2 separate regions of the Homo sapiens genome follow, and region 1 is linked to region 2. The links are chromatin contacts, found by Hi-C or POLR2A ChIA-PET in ENCODE. All regions are on one chromosome and are shown on one strand. Each heading gives the region's core, a stretch centred on a gene start or an enhancer-like site at or near the end of the contact. The rest is flanking DNA. Distances are from core to core; before and after follow the strand shown. Region 1 overlaps TCN1 (transcobalamin 1). Region 2 holds the start of LINC02739 (long intergenic non-protein coding RNA 2739).

Region 1 (6,729 bases), core at 3,461-5,960, 290 kb before region 2:
TAGAGACCCTAGACTACCTTGTCTTCTCCTCCACTGATTCAAAACTATATGAAGTTTCCCTCCACTCTTTCCTTCTCTTCATCCCGTTCATCTCACTATGTCTTTGAGGGCACTTCCCTTTTTCTCTTTCAGTATGCATCTTGAATTTTCTTTTTAAATATGTTCAGCTGAGCATTGACCCTATGTCAAGTACTACTTTACATATGATGGCAGAAACACACACACACATACACACACACACACACATGCACACACACAAGTCACCATTCTCTAATCGTCCAGGAGCTTGGCTTTAAGTCAAATGATGAATTACACCAGAAATAGCTGAACAATACAGGATACAGTGTCATAAGTACCAAAATATACAATGCTAGTATATGAGCTAAAGGTGGCCAGAGTACATTATCACTGGGAAAAATCAACCGGCCATGGTGGCCACTAGTGAGGTGCACTGTTTTTATTTCAGTTCCCACCCAATATTTATTCTATTTTTCAGTAAGTCCATTTTCCTTTGAGATGGCCTCTAACCTAGGTTTCTACTTACAGTTTCAACACCTTACTATTGAAAACGCAAGAGGCTTGGAGGTTGAAAACCTGTATTCTGGCCCTAACTCTGTAACCATCTGAATATCTAGATAGCATCTTAATCTCTTTAAGACTGTGTCCCCTCAGTTATAAAATGAAAGAAATTGAGCGGAATTTAGTGGCCCTTAAAAGCCCTCACATTTCTCAGGTTTTCTGATTCTATGGGTGACCTCCCCCTTCTATTAGCCACCTTTCCTTAAATGTAAAGAAATTAAAATAGAGTAAGTAGGAATAGATGGAAAATGCATACGCCATTACCACTTCCATGATTAAGGGAGGTATTTCTTCTCTTTTCTAGAAGCACACAATGGCACTCCCCTGACTAACTACTACCAGCTCAGCCTGGACGTTTTGGCCTTGTGTCTGTTCAATGGGAACTACTCAACCGCCGAAGTTGTCAACCACTTCACTCCTGAAAATAAAAACTATTATTTTGGTAGCCAGTTCTCAGTAGGTGAGTTACTAAGCCCAATTCCCTTGGTACAGAGGACATGGTCACCAGTAGGTCTTGCTCTTTGAGTTTTTCTACCAGTAAGTACCTGGATTTTATTTTCTACCCTCTTTGCTCTAGTCCCCTCAAAAGGGAATTTTCTTTTTGAGAAGAATGGATGATGGATGGCATTTAAGCTTCTTTCTAGATGTGTGGTATAGTAGAAATACCCGGTTTCTGCTCCAGCTCTTCTTTGGGTTATATAAACAATGAATGTTAACTCTTGATCTTAATTTTTCCATTTGTAAGATGAGGATAAGGCATGAGAATATCCACATGAAATATTTTAGAAAGGGTAAGTTTTAGAAAAGGGAAATGCAATGGAATTCGTTTATCTTAACACTGTCTCTTTCTCTAGTTTATTGGGACAATTTGGATACCTCGAGAGTCTTGAACAATACCACCTCTCCAGTGACAAAGTCCAATATTTTAATCAATAGATTGTATATTCACCTTGGGAAATGAACCAGAAATTTCCCACTGTGTCAGCCTTAATATCCATAAAGAAGTCTTTAGACAGTTAGTATAGGTGCTTAGCCTCTATGGATCCAGATATACAAGTTCATCTTTCTCCAAATTCAAAGTTCAAATTGAAGTTCAAAGCAAATCACCATGTAGTATTTCTGGATAGTAAGGAGAATGTGAGATTTCTCAGACTTCTTTTCCCATGAGAGAGGAAAGGTCCCATGCTAAAGAACACAGGAGACACCAAGTATCAAGCCAGAAAACGTGTCCTTATCTTTCCTTCTTCCAGTCTCTTGCCTCATCCTCTTTTGTAAAGAGGTTTACTGGGCAACAACTCTGTAAAGTACTATTTTCTAATCAGTCTAATGAAACCCTTGAGAGCCTTACAAAGACAGTTTATTTGATTCAGCCTCTTAGGTTTTCTCAATCCCTCAGCCAACATGGCTAAAAGATTAGAGAAAGATGGAAAAGATGAGAGCAACCAAGATGTAAAAGTGAAATACTGTCCATGTGTATGCACCTACAAATCCATAGGTGTTTTATGACCAAAATATGTGTAAAAAAAGAAACCCAGAATTGTATTTAAAAAAAAAAAAAGGCAGGGTGCAGTGGCTCACACCTGTTATCCCAGCACTTTGGGAGGCCGAGGCGGGTGGATCACCTGAGGTCGGGAGTTCAAGACCAGCCTCGCCAACATGGTGAAACCCCGTCTCTACTAAAAATACAAAATTAGCTGGGCGTGGTGGCTCACTCCTGTAATCCCAGCTACTCAGGAGGCTGAGGCAGGAGAATCACTAGAACCCAGGAGGCAGAGTTCGCAGGGAGATCGGACCACAGCACTCCAGCCTGGGCAGCAAGAGCGAGACTCCGTCTCAAAAAAAACCAAAAAACAAAAAACAAACAAACAAAAAACACTCCAGACAGCAGCAAGAGAGCTTTAGAGATTCGTGCTACATCCCACCCTAAACTGCTTTTAAGCTAATTTCCTGGCTTTTTACCTGCTATGTGTGTGTGATGGGTCTCTTTTCCTTGGCAAGTTCTTAGATGCTTTCCAGGATGTTTGGATTCTCAAAGACACCTGTTCCTCAGCTGGGCTCCATGGCCTGGGCTTCAGACAGTTCAGGCAGCAGACATATCTTTGCAGGGCACTTCCCTTTTTCTCTTTCAGCATGCATCTTGAATTTTCTTTTTAAATATGTTCAGCTGAGCATTGACCCTATGTTAAGTACTTCTTTACATATGATTGCAGACACACATACACACACATACAAGACACCACTCTCTAAACCTCCAGGAGCTTGGCTTTAAGTCAAGATGAACTATAGCAGAAATAGCTGAACAACACAGGACACAGTGTCATAAGTACCAAAATATACAATGCTAGTATATGAGCTAAAGGTGGCCAGAGTACATTATCACTGGGAAAAATAAACTGGCCATGGTGGCCACTAGTGAGGTGCATCTCCCTTAAGTAACCTTAAGTGGGAGACCCATCGCACTACAGTATGAGGTATGAACTATGGAGTACATGGCAACTGAACATTGGGAAGAAATCTTTAAATATTTGAGTGGTTAGTGCTGGAGAGATGATTGCTGTATCTTGAAATCTTTCTTCACCAATTAGCATGACCAACCATCCCAGTTTTTCTAGATCTGTTTTTCTTTTAGCACTGAAAGTCTCACATCCCAGGAAACCTCTCGGCCCAGGACAAACTGAGGTGGTTGGTCGCCTATCAACAATGTTTTGTTTCCTGACAGATACTGGTGCAATGGCTGTCCTGGCTCTGACCTGTGTGAAGAAGAGTCTAATAAATGGGCAGATCAAAGCAGATGAAGGCAGTTTAAAGAACATCAGTATTTATACAAAGTCACTGGTAGAAAAGATTCTGTCTGAGAAAAAAGAAAATGGTCTCATTGGAAACACATTTAGCACAGGAGAAGCCATGCAGGTAAGTCAGAGGGTGAAACAGGAGGCAGAGAAGGGAGTCTTCTCTGGAAGAAAGCAGTATTTTTTTTTTTTTAAGATGGAGCTTCGCTCTTGTTGCCCAGGCTGGAGTTGCAATGGTGCGAGCTCAGCTCACTGCGACCTCCGCCTCCCGAGTTCAAGCGATTCTCCTGCCTCAGCCTCCTGAGTAGCTGGGATTACACCTGCCTCAGCCTCCTGAGTAGCTGGGATTACAGGCATCCACCACCACGCCCGGCTAATTTTTTCTATTTTTAGTAGAGACAGAGTTTCACCATGTTGGCCAGGCCGGTCTCGAACTCCTGACCTCAGGTGATCCACTCACCTTGGCCTCCCAAAGTGCTGGGATTACAGGTGTGGGCCACTGCGCCCAGCCAGTATCTTTTTCCTTTCTTATTGGCCTCCTAAGACCTTATTATACATTCTGCGGTTCCTATACTAACTTTGATTTTGCTCATACGATTCCCTTCCCCTCCCTGACATGTACTCTTCTCATCTTCAGCTTTACTTCCCCATAGCCAATGCTTCTAGGAAGCTTTTCCTAACTACAATTTCTCTAAGAAACTCTAGAGTCTACTACAATCTGCTTTCTTGTTCTATCACACGTAGTTTACACTTTCACACACACAGTAGTCCCCCCATTATCCACAATTTCACTTTCCACAGTTTCAGTCACCCAAGGTCAACTGAGGCTTGAAAATATTAAATGGAAAATTTCAGAAATAACGCATAAGTTTTAAATTGTGCATAATTCTGAGTAGTGTGATAAAATCTTGCACCTTCCCGCTCTGTTCCACCCAGGAAGTGACTCATCCCTTTGTCTATGCTTGTTAATCACTTAGTAGCCGGTTATCAGATCAACTGTCCCAACATTGAAGTGCATGTGTTCAAGTAACCCGTATTTACTTAATAATGGCCCCAAAGCACAAGAGCAATGGTGCTGTAATATATTATTATAATTGTTCTATTTGATTATTGCTGTTGTTAATCTCCTACTGTGCCTAATTTATAAACTGAACTTTATTATAGGAGTGGATGTATAGGGAAAAAACATAGTATATTTAAGGCTCAGTACTATCCATGGTTTCAGGCATCCACTGTAGGTCTTGGAATGTATCCCCCGCTGATAAGAGCAAACTACCCCATCACCTCCATTTCCTAAACTAGGAGCATGAGTCACAGTAACTGTGTCAGTAATCTAACTAATCTCACAAAACCAGAAAGTGGTGTAGATTGGGATGGGACCTGGGCTGTTGTTCTCAAAACTCACACTCAGCACCTACACTGTCGTGCATATGCTCTTTGAGGTCTGAGACTTTATTCCTGCATTCATTCAGCCATTGATTTACAAACTCTAAGGGGATGATATAAGAAGCGATCAAGGAAGGTTTACAGAAAAAAAAAAAACTTTACTGCATCATCAGTATGAATAGATATTTTCCAGGCTGACTCAGGGCTAGAGGACTTTCAAGGGAGAGACGACAGTGAGGACAAAGACCCAAAAGCACAAAAGAATGTTAGGCATTTTAAGGTCAAGGTGTTCGGCATGACCAGCACAGAGTCCTTGGGAAACATAACAGGAGGCTGGAGGTGTAAGCACGGGTCCAGTCATAAGGTTATCTGTATTGTTGTTGTTACTATTTATGTTGTTGATTGCCTTACTAAGTTTGAACTGAATATAAACTGCTTTCCCATTTTCATTGCATATTTGAATCACCTGAAGGAGCTCTTAGAAAACACTAATACCCAGGCCCACACCAGCCAGGTAGTACAGAAATTTAGAGGTGGAGCCTGGGCCTTGCTCTGGTTTAAAAGCCCTACAGGTGATACAAATTCACAGTAGGATCAAGAGCTAATTGCCTACAACACATTGTTGGGTATTTTTAAATATTAATAACATTTAATTTATTGTTATGTATGTGAATAACATTTATTGACGTGTCTTAAGAGGAAATGTACTATGACCAGTTTTTCTTTTTTCTTAATATCCCACAAATGCTTGTGGACAACTTGGTTAGCTTAAGAACCTCCAAGAAAAGATGAAAACAGGAACTGTCCATCCCTGGGAAACTACAGAGCAGCATGTTCAAGTCCGACCCACCTTAGTTCCTGTCTTGCTTACCCCAATGCCCTCCTAACTTTTACTACCTCACAATTCTGCCCCTTCAATCAAGCTTACATTCTGCTGCCAGGAGAGTTTCTGTTTAATGAACAATTAGACTCCCCATTGTCAATCAAATAATGTCAGACACCTCCTCATCGTTGTCAATCAAATGAGGTCAGACATCTCATCATAAAATTCAAGCATCTACTAGTCTAGCCCAACTTCCTTCTCCAGCCTGTTTTTCCACAGTTGCCTCCAATGTTCCCCATACATCAGTTCTCCTAAACCAGGAGGAATCCCCTGAGGAACTTTGCTAAAATGCAGATACTGTCATCATTGCCAGGTCATGTCCTGGCCATTCCTACCTAACACCTTTGTTCATGTTGTTCCTCTTGAGTGCTCTATCCTACTCTCCAAGGCCTAACTCAAATACCACCTTCTCCAGGAAGCTTTTTTTTTTTTAGCTTCATTAAATGTTTGTGAGCTCCTCTCCTCTTTTGAAAGAGGCATCCCACTAGATGCATCCCTTAGGGCATTCCTCTGGCAACTCCTTTTACAGTAGTTTGTTAATATTTATTGAGTGTCTCCTATATGACAGGTATTTCCCAGCACTGGGATACAGAAATGAATGTGGCAAAGTCTGCCTTCATTGGAACTATTATAGCTTGTGTTATTAAGCAGTTCCAACCTCCCTGCCCAAACTAGTTTATAAGCTTCTGGATAACAAGAAAGATAACTGAGTTATCTGAGGTGCTTCCTAGGTAGTCAATGTTCAATTAATACTGAATTAGTTACATATATAGTTATAGATAAGGCTTCCCCCTTATTTGAAGTGTCTCATATTCTCTCTCTGTCTCTCTTTATCTCTCATCACCCCCCCACCCCACCCTGCCTCATTAGGCCCTCTTTGTATCATCAGACTATTATAATGAAAATGACTGGAATTGCCAACAAACTCTGAATACAGTGCTCACGGAAATTTCTCAAGGAGCATTCAGCAATCCAAACGCTGCAGCCCAGGTCTTACCTGCCCTGATGGGAAAGACCTTCTTGGATATTAACAAAGACTCTTCTTGCGTCTCTGCTTCAGGTATAAGCATTAAAGAGAGCACACTGTTTCGC
Region 2 (6,307 bases), core at 2,471-4,970:
TATTTTTTTATTTTTTGTAGAAACGGGGTCTCACCATGTTGCCCAGGACGGTCTCAAGCTCCTGGCCTCATGCAATTCTCCCACCTCGGCCTTCCAAAGTGCTGGGATTACAGGTGTGAGCCACTGCACCCAACAGGTTCATTTTTAGACATGCTTTGTAAGATGTGCCTGTTCAGAAGTCGAGTAAGCAATTTTAGAAAATGGGTCTTAACATATCATAGTGGCATTTTTGTGAGAACCGAGGAATGAGAGACTGAGAGAGCCTGCACATAAAATCAGCTGGCCAACTTAAAACACATATAATACCTTGACCCCATCTGCAGAGATTCTATTCAATTAGGGGCTAGGGCAATTTTAGACACACACACACACACACACACACACACACACACACACACACACACACATAATTGCCTTAGCCCTAATTGAATCAGAATCTCTGCAGATGGGGTCCAGGTATTTTACATATATATGTGTGTACGTATGTGTGTGTGTGTGTATATTTTTTTATACATATACACATATGTATATATAAATTATATATATGTATGTATGTGTGCATGTGTGTATCACACTGGAACCAGGTGCAGGGGCTCATGCCTGTAATCCCAGCACTTTGGGAGGCCAAGGAGGGTGGATCACCTGAGGTCAGGAGTTTGAGACCAGCCTGGCCAGTGTGGCAAAACCCCATCTCTACTCAAAATACAAAAATTAGCCAGGGCCAGGGGCGGTGGCTCATGCCTGTAATCCTAGCACATTGGGAGGCCGAGGCGGGTGGATCACGAGGTCAGGAGTTCGAAACCAGCCTGGCCAATATGGTGAAATCCCGTCTCTACTAAAAATACAAAAATTAGCTGGGCGTGGTAGCACACACCTATAGTCCCAGCTGCTCGGGAGGCTGAGACAGAAGAATCGCTTGAACCCAGGAGGCAGAGGTTGCAGTGAGCTGAGATCCTGCCACTTCACTCCAGCCTGGGTGGCAGAGCGAGACTCCGTCTCAATAAATAAATAAATAAATAAATAAATAAATAAATAAATAAATAAATAAATGAATAAGCAAGCCGGGCGTGGTGGTGGGCGCCTGTAGTCCCAGCTACTCGGGAGTCTGAGGCAGGAGAATCGCTTGAATCCGGGAGGCAGAGGTTGCAGTGAGCCGAGATCGTGCCACTGCACTCCAGCCTGGGCAGCAAAGCAAGACTCTGTCTCAAAAAGAAAAAAGAAAAAAGAAAAAAGAAAAGAAACCGACTTAAGCATAGACAAGTAAATGACTCAAGAACATAGGCAAGTAAGTGACCGGAAAAGGACTTAAATCCACTCTTTGTCATTAATATACCTAGCCTATGGTAAGTCTATACTACGGTATTAATTTTCCATAGCTGCATAACTAATTACTATAAACAGTAGCTTAAAACAACACCTGTTCTATCCATTCACGGTTTATCCGTTCATCTGTAGATGAGAAGTCCCACATGATGTGACTGGGTTCTCTACTCAGGGTGTCACAAGACTGAAATCAAGGAGTTGACCAGCTTGAGTTCTCATCTGGAGGCACTGAGGGGAAAGCTGCTTCCAAACTCATTCTTGTTCTTGGCCAACTTAGGTTTCCTGCAGTTGCAGAACTGAAGACCAATTTCCTTGCTGGCTGTCAGCTGAGAACCACCCTCAACTTCTAGAGACTGCCCGTATATTTTTGCCACATGGTCCCCTCCATCTTCAAGTCTTGTGTTTTGAGTCTCTGACTCCTTTCTGCAACCAGCTAGAAAAAACCCTCTGCTTTTAAAGGGCTCAAGTGATTGGTCAGGCTCACCCAGATAATCACATATTTTAGAGTAACCTGTACTATATAATATCACCTAATAACAGGTTATAAATTAATATGATGAATTTCATAGTCCCAGGGATTATGCAGGGTTTTGTGGGGCTGGGAGGGTGTTTTGTGGGTCATTTTAGAATTTTTCGTACTTCAACTACCAAGGGAAACCAAAAGGGTGAAATTTAAGCTAAACAAATGATAGGCTCTTGAGTCTGAAAAAACTGTAAAGTCACCTAGTTTAGGCGTGACAGCCACAAACATCTCATTTCAGATGTACTCTTAATCTTTCTTGAGAATGACAGTCTATACTCATCCTCCATTTTAAGCCTATTGTTTATAAATTCTAAACTAAGGTCATGGCGCTTTTATTTCAAATTGTAATGAGTCCATGCTGGCTCCTTATTTATGAAGCAAGTGAATACAAAGCATTGAATTATTCTAACAGCCTTATGGAGTTTATATAAAACTTTTTTTTTTTTGAGACGGAGTTTTGCTGTTGTTGCTCAGGCTGGAGTGCAATGGCGCAATCTCGGCCCACTGCAACCTCCACCTCCCTGGTTCAAGGGAGTCTCCTGCTTCAGCCTCCCGAGCAGCTGGAATTACAGGCGTGCACCACCACGCCCGGCTAATTTTGTATTTTTAGTAGAGACGGGGTTTCTCCATGTTGGTCAGGCTGGTCTTGAACTCCCGACCTCAGGTGATCCGCCTGCCTTGGCCTCCCAGAGACACCGCATCTGGCTAAAACATTTTTCAGTGAATAAATGCAAGAGATGAAAATTATGAAATGGGAGGTGGAGGAGGAATAAAATCAGCATATTAGAGATATTATTAAACCACAACTTGCTTCTTAGAGTTTGAGGGAAGCCTGACTTAATTCTTTTTTTTGACTATATATATTTAAAAATGAAAAATGCCAAGATGGTATTCCAAAAATTGAGGTATATTTTTAATGCTAGGTTTAGCAAATCAATGCTTTTAACAAATACTGTACAGTGACTCTATGTTTACCTCATGTGGAGGTAGCATTGAAAGTCTACATTTGAAGCCTTTACAAATGGCCTTCCTTACCTCTTCTATATATCCTGGATTTCAATCTGAAGATATCTGTAAAAATCACAATGTTTATATATATCTACCTTGCAAAATCTGCCTTTGCACAAGAAAAACAAGTATATTTTAAAAATTTATGGCAGTATTGTTTTTAATAATGAGATATAGAAAAAGGTAAAAAAGCTGATAGTTGTCAGTTTGATTACATAGATTATGTTATAACCATACAATCCAATACTGGCGAACGTGGATTAAAAAGTATGATAGGTCTACATAACTGCCATGAAAAAAGTCCATAATATGTTTTTAAATGAAAAAAGCAAATTGCAGGGAACTTAAAACAACAACAACAACAAAAAACCCTGAGAAAAGTGATTTATCACTTCAGTTTGTAAACAAGGGCCTTGCCTTATCACCTTTGTAACATTTGTAAAATGCCTACCTCTAGCTGAATCCATATGATCTTTGTTACCACGGAACAAATACTATTTTATTATAATTATGTAGAAAAAAAGAAAAACGTCTTCCACGGCAGCCGAAATAGCTCAGTTGGGAGAGCGTTAGACTGAAGATCTAAAGGTCCCTGGTTCAATCCCGGGTTTCGGCAGCGCTTCCGTTTTAGGCGTTAGTCATCACTACATGTGATTTCTGCAGTTAACAGGGTCTTTCTGCAGTTAACAGGGTCAACACCCTGTGGGTTCTCACGCGGGCTGGGGCAGTTAAGGGAAACCTTATCGTCATTTTCCCCTGGGAGGGAGGATACTGGGGACATATGTCTTACCTTTTAAACTGCCCAGTACGAAGTTACGCCTCTGCCCTCACTTGGGACCTGGTTTGAGACAAGCTCTTCCGGAGCACTGCGCATAGCTCACTTTCTTGAGCAACCCTGTGTCCCCGCACCCCGCTCCTCTTCTTTCGGGTTCTAGGCAGCCGTGGGCGCTGCGACCCTTCTCTCACTGTCAGAGGGGCGGGAGCTCTCGGCCTGCGCCGCCTCCGCTGCCTGCTTGGTCGCGGGCTTGCCGGGAATGGTGACAGCCCGGGCCCCCTCTTGGCCAAAGAAGTCCTCGAAAGCGTTCGGCGCACGGGCTTTGTCCAGCTTTTTAAACCGTAACAAGGACCGGGGCCGGGCGCGGTGGCTCACGCCTGTAATCCCAGCATTTTGGGAAGTCGAGGCGGACGGATTACTTGAGGTCATGAGTTCGAGACCAGCCTGGCCAACACGGTGAAACTCTGTCTTTAAAAAAGAAAACAAAAACAATAACAAGGACCCTAGAACAGCTCTTAGGTGGGGCGGGAGACAGAGATCGGAAGCCCTTTCTAGTTTAAATCTACACTAGGGTTAGAAGACCAAATACAGGACGTCCAATTAATTTCCTTTTTTTTCTTTTTCCTTTTCTTTTCTTTTTTCTTTTTTTAAGATGGAGTCTTGCTCCCATGCTGGAGTGCAGTGGCGTGATCTCGGCTGACTGTAACCTCCGCCTCCCGGGTTCAAGTGATTCTCCTGCCTCAGCCTCCGGAGTAGCTGGGATTACAGGTGCCCGGCTAATTTTTGTATTTTTAGTAGAGACAGGGTTTCACCATGTTGGCCAGGCTGGTCCCGAACTCCTGACCTCAGGTCATCCTCCTGCCTCAGCCTCCCAAAGTGTTGGGATTACAGGCACGAGCCACTGAACCCGGCCAAAATTTGAATTTCAGAGAAACAACAAATACTTTTTAGTATAAACATGTCCCAAATATTGCATGGAATATACAAAGTACATATTTGTTGTTTCTGTGAAATTGGATTTAACTGGACACCCTGTATTTTTATTTTCCAAATTGCAAGTCACTTGTACATCATATCCTTGCACCCCTCTGAACCCTATGCACCACCTTCCCCACCCCAGCAAAGATATCCAGACGCTGTATGCAGGAAGAACTGAATTTCAGAGGACACCGTTTGATCTTCAACACCTGGCAGTTTACAAAACAGGTTTGTATCCATTGGCTAATTTGTTATCAGCACCAACAGAGAAGCTCCTGGCAGAGATCACTAGGAAACACCCCGGGAATCGGCCATCCACCAGTTTCTAGGCTTCCAGAGTTGTCCATGCTTGTCTGGCATGGGGGCGGAGGTCAGTGGAACTCGGAGGATATGGATTGAATTTCAGTAGAAAGCCTCATTAAGATGATGAACCACAGCCGGGCATAGTGGCTCACGCCTGTAATCCCAGCACTTTGGGAGGCTGAGGCGGGCGGATCACCTGAGGTTGGGAGTTCAAGACCAGCCTGACCAAAATGGAGAAATCCCGTCTCTACTAAAAATACAAAATTAACCGTGCGTGGTGGCGCACGCCTGTCATCCCAGCTACTCGGGAGGCTGAGGCAGGAGAATCGCTTGAACCCAGGAGGCAGAGGTTGCCGTGAGCGGAGATTACACCATTGCACTGCAGCCAGGACAACAAGAGCGAAATTCCGTCTCAAAAAAAAAAAAAAAAAAAAAAAAAAAAAAAGATGAGCCACTCCACTCAAGGCAAGGCAATGGAAAAACACACTTAGGGAGTGCCTTCTTTTTAGTCAGGCTGGACCATGGAGGGAGAGGAAGGAGATCCATGTGTCACATTCTAAGAACTCGCAGTGTGGTAAAAGGCAAAATGAAGCCAGCCATATGGTTTTTAGGCCTATTTATACCCCTCTCCTCTTTCTGTTAATGTTTGCCAATATGCTAGCTGATATGGGGCTTCAGCCCCAAAATCGTTGAGTTCTTGGGTGGAAAGATGTATTTTGATGAGGGGCTCTTGAAAGTCCAATGGTGATCAATAAGAAGAAACCCCAACTGATCATCTAATAGACTAGAGAATTAAACTTTTCATGAGGTTTGGTCGAACGCCATTCTAGATGTTACTAGGAAGGTGTTTTTGGTTTGTTTCTTTTGAGACAGGGTCTTGTTCTGTTGCCCAGGGGTGGGGTGCAGTGGCACCATCACAGTTCACTGCAGCCTCAACCTCCTGGGCCTCAAGTCATTCTTTGGCCTCAGCCTCCCTAGTAGCTGGGACCACAGGTACGCAGCATCACGTCCGGTTAATTTTTTGTATTTATAGAGACGGGGTGTCGCCATGTTGCCCAGGCTGGTCTCGAACTCTGGAGCTCAAGCGATCTGCCTGCCTCGGCCTTTCAAAGTGCTGAGACTACAGGTATGAGTCACAGCCCCTGGCAATGAAGGTATTTTTTACATGTGATTAACGTTTAAATCAGTAGACTCCAGGTAAAGAAGATCACCCTTTATAATGTGCCTCATTAAATCAGCTGAAGCCTTTAAGAGCAAAGACTGGAGTTTCTGAAGAAGAAGGAATTCTCCTAAAAACTTTGCTATAGGCCAGGCGCGGTGGCTTACGCCTGTAATCCCAGCATTTTGGGAGGCCGAGACGGGCAGATCACCTGAGGTCAGGAGTTGCAGACCAGCCT

The links. A loop is a pair of places that touch in the nucleus more often than their neighbours do. ChIA-PET counts read pairs that join two places held with the same protein, here RNA polymerase II (POLR2A). Pooled maps may share reads with other maps.
Region 1: a loop to region 2 is called in a pooled map, with 4 times the contacts of the local background. The contact joins the enhancer-like site here to the promoter of LINC02739 in region 2. A Hi-C loop is called at or near these places in 1 of 168 maps with a recorded cell type or tissue (PC-9) and 5 of 50 pooled maps. POLR2A ChIA-PET finds 5 or more read pairs at or near these places in 1 of 52 experiments (OCI-LY7).

Annotation. Positions count from the first base shown.
Region 1 is chr11:59,855,837-59,862,565 of GRCh38, reverse strand. TCN1 (transcobalamin 1) reads left to right here. Exons shown (of 9, transcript NM_001062.4): 4 at 884-1,039; 5 at 3,299-3,489; 6 at 6,508-6,697. Among named protein-coding and RNA genes, the nearest start is that of TCN1, 7.3 kb to the left of the region's middle. Within about 2 kb of position 4,710, at least 3 of the 41 ENCODE cell types and tissues checked have a DNase peak (open chromatin) inside an H3K27ac peak, as active enhancers do; they include PC-9, where a contact is called at or near this core.
Region 2 is chr11:59,563,543-59,569,849 of GRCh38, reverse strand. It overlaps LINC02739 (long intergenic non-protein coding RNA 2739), which reads left to right and starts at 3,720. Exons shown (of 5, transcript NR_187292.1): 1 at 3,720-4,835. TRF-GAA2-1 (tRNA-Phe (anticodon GAA) 2-1) reads left to right here and starts at 3,398; the gene lies at 3,398-3,470. RefSeq lists enhancers at 3,425-3,924, 3,900-4,079, 3,925-4,426.